2 separate regions of the Homo sapiens genome follow, and region 1 is linked to region 2. The links are chromatin loops, found by intact Hi-C in ENCODE. Cell type or tissue: OCI-LY7. All regions are shown on one strand. Each heading gives the region's core, and the rest is flanking DNA. Links, peaks and the distances in the headings are about the cores only.

Region 1 (2,928 bases), core at 145-2,644, 50 kb before region 2:
ATGGTGTATCTTTTCCATTATTTTACCTTTCTTTTTTTTTTTTTTTTTTTTTTTTGAGACAGAGTCTCGCTCTGTTGCCAACGCTGAAGTGCAGTGGTGCAATCTCAGCTCACTGCAACCTCCGCCTTACAGGTTCAAGCGATTCTCCTGCCTCAGCCTCCCAAGTAGCTGGTACCACAGGCACGTGCCACCACACCCAGCTAAGTTTTTGTAGTTTTAGTAGAGATGGGGTTTCACCGTTTAGCCAGGATGGTCTCGATCTCCTGACCTTGTGATCTGCCTGCTTCGGCCTGACAAAGTGCTGGGATTACAGGCGTGAGCCACTGCGCCTGGCCTATTTTACCTTTAATCTATTTGTGTTTTTGAATCTAAGATGAGTCTCCAGTAGGCCACATACCACTGATCTGGGATGACATTCTTTGGCTTTTGATTATATTGTGTAATATATTTACATAATGTTTTTATTGATATGGTTGGATTTATATCTGTCATTTTGTTTTTTATTTTGTTTCTTTTTTTGCTTGTTTGCTTGCTTGTTTCCCTATTTCTTCTTCATTGCCCCATCTACTCGGCCCACCACACTCACCCCTTTGCAGGATGGAGCATGTGAGTGAGAGAGTGCAGAACCCATGTCCAGACCATGTGTGTCACCTTGAGGGGAACATGGCAGCACCCAGGTGAGGGTGCCTGTAACCCCAAAGCCCCAGAAGGGGAGTTACAGTGTTCTTTTAGTTCCGCCATCCACAGTCCAATGGATGGTGGTGTGTTAGCACCTCAGGTGGCCTTTTGCCTCATCACATGGGGCAGCTATCCTCTGCCAGCAAGGGCCAAGGGCCAGTGTGACAACCTTTTCTGGGTACCCACACTCCATAGGTCCTGAGCTCTTGTCCAGCATCCAGGAAGAATGAGGTCATGCGACGATTGAAGGATGGTGAAGGCAGATAATTTCACTGAGCCATGACAACAGCTCTCAGCAGAGAGGGGAGCTGGAGAGGGGAATTGGAGAGGGGATGGGATGGGCAGGTTGTCTTCCCTGAAGTCAGGTTGTCTCTTCGTGAAATCAGGCCATCTCTCCCTCCACTCACTGACTCTGGGGTCTTTATAGGCACTGGATGGGGAGTGCATGCTGATTGGTTCGTGAGTATGCAAAAGGTTAAAGCAAAGCACCCCTCAAAGGTGGGCGTGACGGTGTAGAAAACCAATTAGGAAAGAGTAGGTATATGTAAAATAGGTGAAGGTTGGGGATCAATCAGAGGAAAGCACACCAAACAGGAGGACAAGCTCTCAATCCAGTCCAAGGATTTAACTTGCAGTTGGGCTTTCAGGTTTTAAACTGTCTTCTGCTTGGAGGTGGGGTTTCACTGGGGATCCGCCCCATCTGTCAAGGCATTTGGCTGCCTCCTGCTGCTATCCTTATTACACATTTTATACCTCTGTGTGTTACAAACCCAATAACATGTAATTATGATTATTTTATATCATCTGCCTTTTAAAGGAACTGAGAGAAGAAAAGAGAGCAATCATATATTTATAGAGATTGTTATATTAGCCTTTTTATTTGCAATTTCTGGTTCTCTTCATTTCTCTTGCGGTTTTGTGGTACCATCTGGTATCACTTCCTTATCCTGACACATCTTATTTCTACCTGCCTCCTTTGTGCTGTTATTGTGAAATATATTCCTTTCTGTATGTTTCAGCATAGCTATACATTAAGTATATCTACATAAAATACATATATATAATGCATTTCTACACACACACACACACACACACACACACACACAGTTAACCCTCTCTATATTGTGTGGACTTTGTATCTGTGAATTCAACCAACTGTGGATTAAAAATATTTGAAAAAAAATTGCATCTGTACTGAAGATGTACAGACTTTTTGGTTATTATTTCCTATATAGTATAATATGACAACTATTTACACAGCATTTACATTGTATTAGGTATTGCAAGTAATTTATAGATGATTTAAAGTATACAGGATGATGTGCACAGGTTATCTGCAAATACTATACCATTTTATATCAGTAACTTGAGCATCTGTGAATTTTTGCATCCCTGAGAAGTCCTGGAACAAATCTTCCATGGAAAATAAGGAATGACTGTATGTATGTATACACACATACATATGTATACTGTATGTATGTATACACACATGCACACACACACACAAAAATGCATATAATCTATATATAGATCTATATAAAATCTGTGTATAATCTATCTATATAATATGTATAATCTTACATAATTGCTATTTAAATCAGTGAAGAAGAATAAAAATGCAAGTATATGTTTTTTGTGATTATCTACATAATTACCTTTATGTGCATTCTTTTTCTTATTATGTGGATTTAAGTTACTCTCTGATGTAACTTGCTCTCAGTCTGAAGGACTTTAGTATTTCTTGTAAGGCAAATCTGCTAACAACAAATTCTCTCAGTTTTTGTTTATCCAAGAATATTGTTATTTCACCTTCATTTTTGAAAGACTGTTTTGCTGGATATAGGAATCTTGGTTAGTGTGTGTGTGTGTGTGTGTGTGTGTGTGTGTATAATTTTCAGCACTTCGAATATGTTGTCCCACTGCTTTCTTGTCTTTAGTGTTCAGATAAGAAGTCAGCTGCCAGTCTTATTGTGGTTTCTTTGTACATGTTTATTTTTCTCTTGTTGCTTTCACAATTTTCTTTGCATTTCTTTTTTCAGGATGTGTCTCAATATTTTAACTATGATGTATATGGTTGTAGATTTCTTTGCATTTATTCTATTTAGAGTTCATTAAGCTTCTTGCCAGTGCAGATTAATTTTTTTAAATCAAAATTGGAAAATTATTTGACATTGTTTTTCAAATATTTCTTTCCCTTATTCTCTGTCCTCTCCTTCGTCTACACTTATCTTGCATATGTTGGTGTACTTA
Region 2 (2,928 bases), core at 133-2,632:
CTAAAAACGTATGTCCACACAAAACCTGTACATGACTGTTTGTAGCGACTATATTTGTAATAGCCAAAAACTGGAAGCACATAAAATGCCCTGTATACAGGAATGGTTAAATAAACTGCTACACCCATGCTATAGAATACTACTGATACAGTTTAGATCTGTGTCCCCGCCCAAATCTCATGTAGAATTGTAATCACCAATATTGGAGTTGGGGCCTGGTGGGAGGTGATGAGGGAGGTTTCTGATGGGTTAGCACCATTCCCCAGTGCTATCTCATGATAGAGTTCTCACCAGATCCAGTTGTTTAAAAGTGTGTGGCACCTCCCAGCTCTCTTTTCCTCCTGCTCCAGCCATGTTAGACATGCCTGCTTCCCCTTCTCCTTTGCCTATGGTTGTAAGTTTCCTGGGGCTTCCTGGAAGCAGATGCCAGCATCATGCTTCCTGTACAACCTGCAGAACCACGAGCCAATTAAACCTATTTTCTTTATAAATTACCAAGTTTCAGGTATTACTTTATAGTGATGTGAGAACAGACTAATACAACTACACAGCAATAAAAAGGAGTGAATTACTGATAGACTCAATAATTTAGATGGATCTCAAGGGCATTATGCTGTGTGAATAAAGCCAATCTCAAAAGATCACATACTGTGTGATTCCATTGTATGACATTCTTGAAATGACAACATTTCAAGTTGGAAAACAGATTAACGATTACCTAGCATTAGGGCAATTGCAGAAGTGGAGGTGGAAGGGATGGTGGAGGTATCACTCTAAAGGAGTGGCAGGAGGTAGACATTTGTGGTGATGGAATTATTCTCTATGTTGACTGTGGTAGTTGCAGGAATATATACTCATGATAAAATAACATAAACCTACACACACAGATTGTACCAATGACAAGTCACTAGCTTTGAAATGGTATGATAAGTATGGAAGATGTAACTGAAAGTAGCCAAATTGTCCCATAGAAGTGATGTTATGGTTTCTTTTGAATAAACATAGAAACTGACCCTCCCAGTCTCAAAACTTGAGAAAGTTACATTTGTCTTTTCTGATTCCGTTGTCAAGAAACCAACCATCAGGCATCCCAAATAGTACTAAGGAACTGAAACTCACCAGATCACAGCATCTAGACAATGAGACATCAGACCCCTCACTCGTCATGGTTGCCTAACCAACCACCTGCCTCCTGTTGACCAGCTCCTCTTCCTTACCCCTCTCTAATTCTCATTTTCCCACCAATAGTTACATTTCTTCCCTGCTATATAAACCCCTAATTTTAGTTGCTTGAAGAAACAGATTTGAGACTGATCTCCCATCTCCTCAGCTGCATCACCTAAATAAAGTCTTCTTCCCTGGCAATACTCATTGTCTCAGTGATTGGCTTTCTGTGCAGTGAGCAGCAGGACCTGGACCAAACCCTTGGTATTTCAGCAACATAACCATTGGGGGGAAATGGGTAAAAGGTAGGTAAAAGGTACACAGGGACTTCCTATATGATTTTTGCAACTTCCTGTGAATTTATCATTTATTTTTAAGTAAAAAAAATCCAACCAACAGAATGTTAGATAGTAGAGATATTTGTGATGTATAAGTCAACATTTTTATTCAGTATCTACTATGTGCCCTTGGCTCTTAAGGAGCTCTGACAGGGTGATACACCTAAGCTGATTGATGCAGGGATGGAGGATGCATTCAAACCACAACTTCTTTGAAGACCAGGAAGATTCTCATGGTGGGCACCATTTATGCCAGACTTGGAAGGATTTCCCAAGTAAACTTGGTTGGGTTTTAGGAGAAATGGGGATCAACATGTAAGAAGGGGCTGGGTGCGGTGGCTCATGCCTGTAATCCCAGCACTTTGGGAGGCCAAGGCAGGTGGATCACCTGAGATCAGAAGTTTGAGACCAGCCTGGCCACCATGGCGATACTCTGTCCCTAGTAAAAATTAGTCAGTTGTGGTGGCAGGCTCCTGTAGTCCCAGCTACTCGGGAGGCTGAGACAGGAGAATTGCTTGAACCCAGGAGGCAGAGGTTGCAGTAAGCCGAGATCACACCACTGCACTCCAACCTGGGCAACAGAGTGAGACTCTATCTCAAAACAAACAAACAAACAAATAAACAAACAAACAATGCATTCCAACACACGTCCAAACAAACAAACAATGCATTCCAACACATGTCCTGGAGTAGAAGATGTGGCTGGAGAGAAAAACAGGCCAGAGTGGGAAAGAATGAAAAGGTTTGGGCTGTCTCTCAGTCTTGGCTGTTCCCATTCCTATCCTTACATTCTAGCCTGCTTTTTTTTTCTTTTTTTTTTTTCTTTTTTTGAGACACAATCTTGGTCTGTTGCCCAGGCTGGAGTGCAGTGGCATGATTTGGGCTCACTGGAACCTCTGCCTCCCAGGTTCAAGCGATTCTCCTGCCTCAGCCTCCCAAGTAGCTGGGACTACGGGTGTGTGCCACTACGCCCGCTTAATTTTATTTTATTTTTTTTTTTTGAGGCAGAATCTTGTTCTGTCACCAGGCTGGAGTGCGGTGGCATGATCTCAGCTCACTGCAACCTCTGCCTCCTGGTTCAAGTGATTCTCCTGCCTCAGCCTCCCAAGTAGCTGGGACTGAAGGCACATGCCCCCAGGCCTGGCTAATTTTTTTTTTTTTTTTTTTGTATTTTTAGTAGAGATGGGGTTTCACCATGTTGGCCAGGATGGTCTCGATCTCTTGACCTTGTGATCTGCCCACCTCGGCCTCCCGAAGTGCTGGGATTATAGGCATGAACCACCGTGCCTGGCCCCTGGCTGCTTTTGAACAGATCACTTGCAATTCTTTGAACAAGCCAATCTTTTTTAGGCTTCCAGGCCATTGCATATACTGTGTGGTTTACCTGATTAGCTTCCACTTAATCCTCAGGTTTCAAAACAAATAG

Evidence for each region. Peaks named below come from ENCODE experiments on the same cell type or tissue, not always from the same donor. Only the 100,000 strongest peaks of a DNase experiment are listed, where the experiment ranks them.
Region 1: a loop joins it to region 2, with 4 times the contacts of the local background. A loop is called at or near these places in 1 of 110 quality-filtered maps.

Annotation. Positions count from the first base shown.
Region 1 is chr16:26,700,142-26,703,069 of GRCh38, reverse strand. No RefSeq gene overlaps it. Among named protein-coding and RNA genes, the nearest start is that of LINC02195, 110 kb to the right of the region's middle. In OCI-LY7, for the core only: no CTCF peak of the experiment used is centred there; DNase peaks (open chromatin) are centred at 1,399, 1,489 and 2,619; H3K4me3 peaks cover 1,382 bases; H3K27ac peaks cover 2,500 bases.
Region 2 is chr16:26,649,862-26,652,789 of GRCh38, reverse strand. No RefSeq gene overlaps it. Among named protein-coding and RNA genes, the nearest start is that of LINC02195, 56 kb to the right of the region's middle. In OCI-LY7, for the core only: no CTCF peak of the experiment used is centred there; a DNase peak (open chromatin) is centred at 1,119; H3K4me3 peaks cover 1,852 bases; H3K27ac peaks cover 2,500 bases.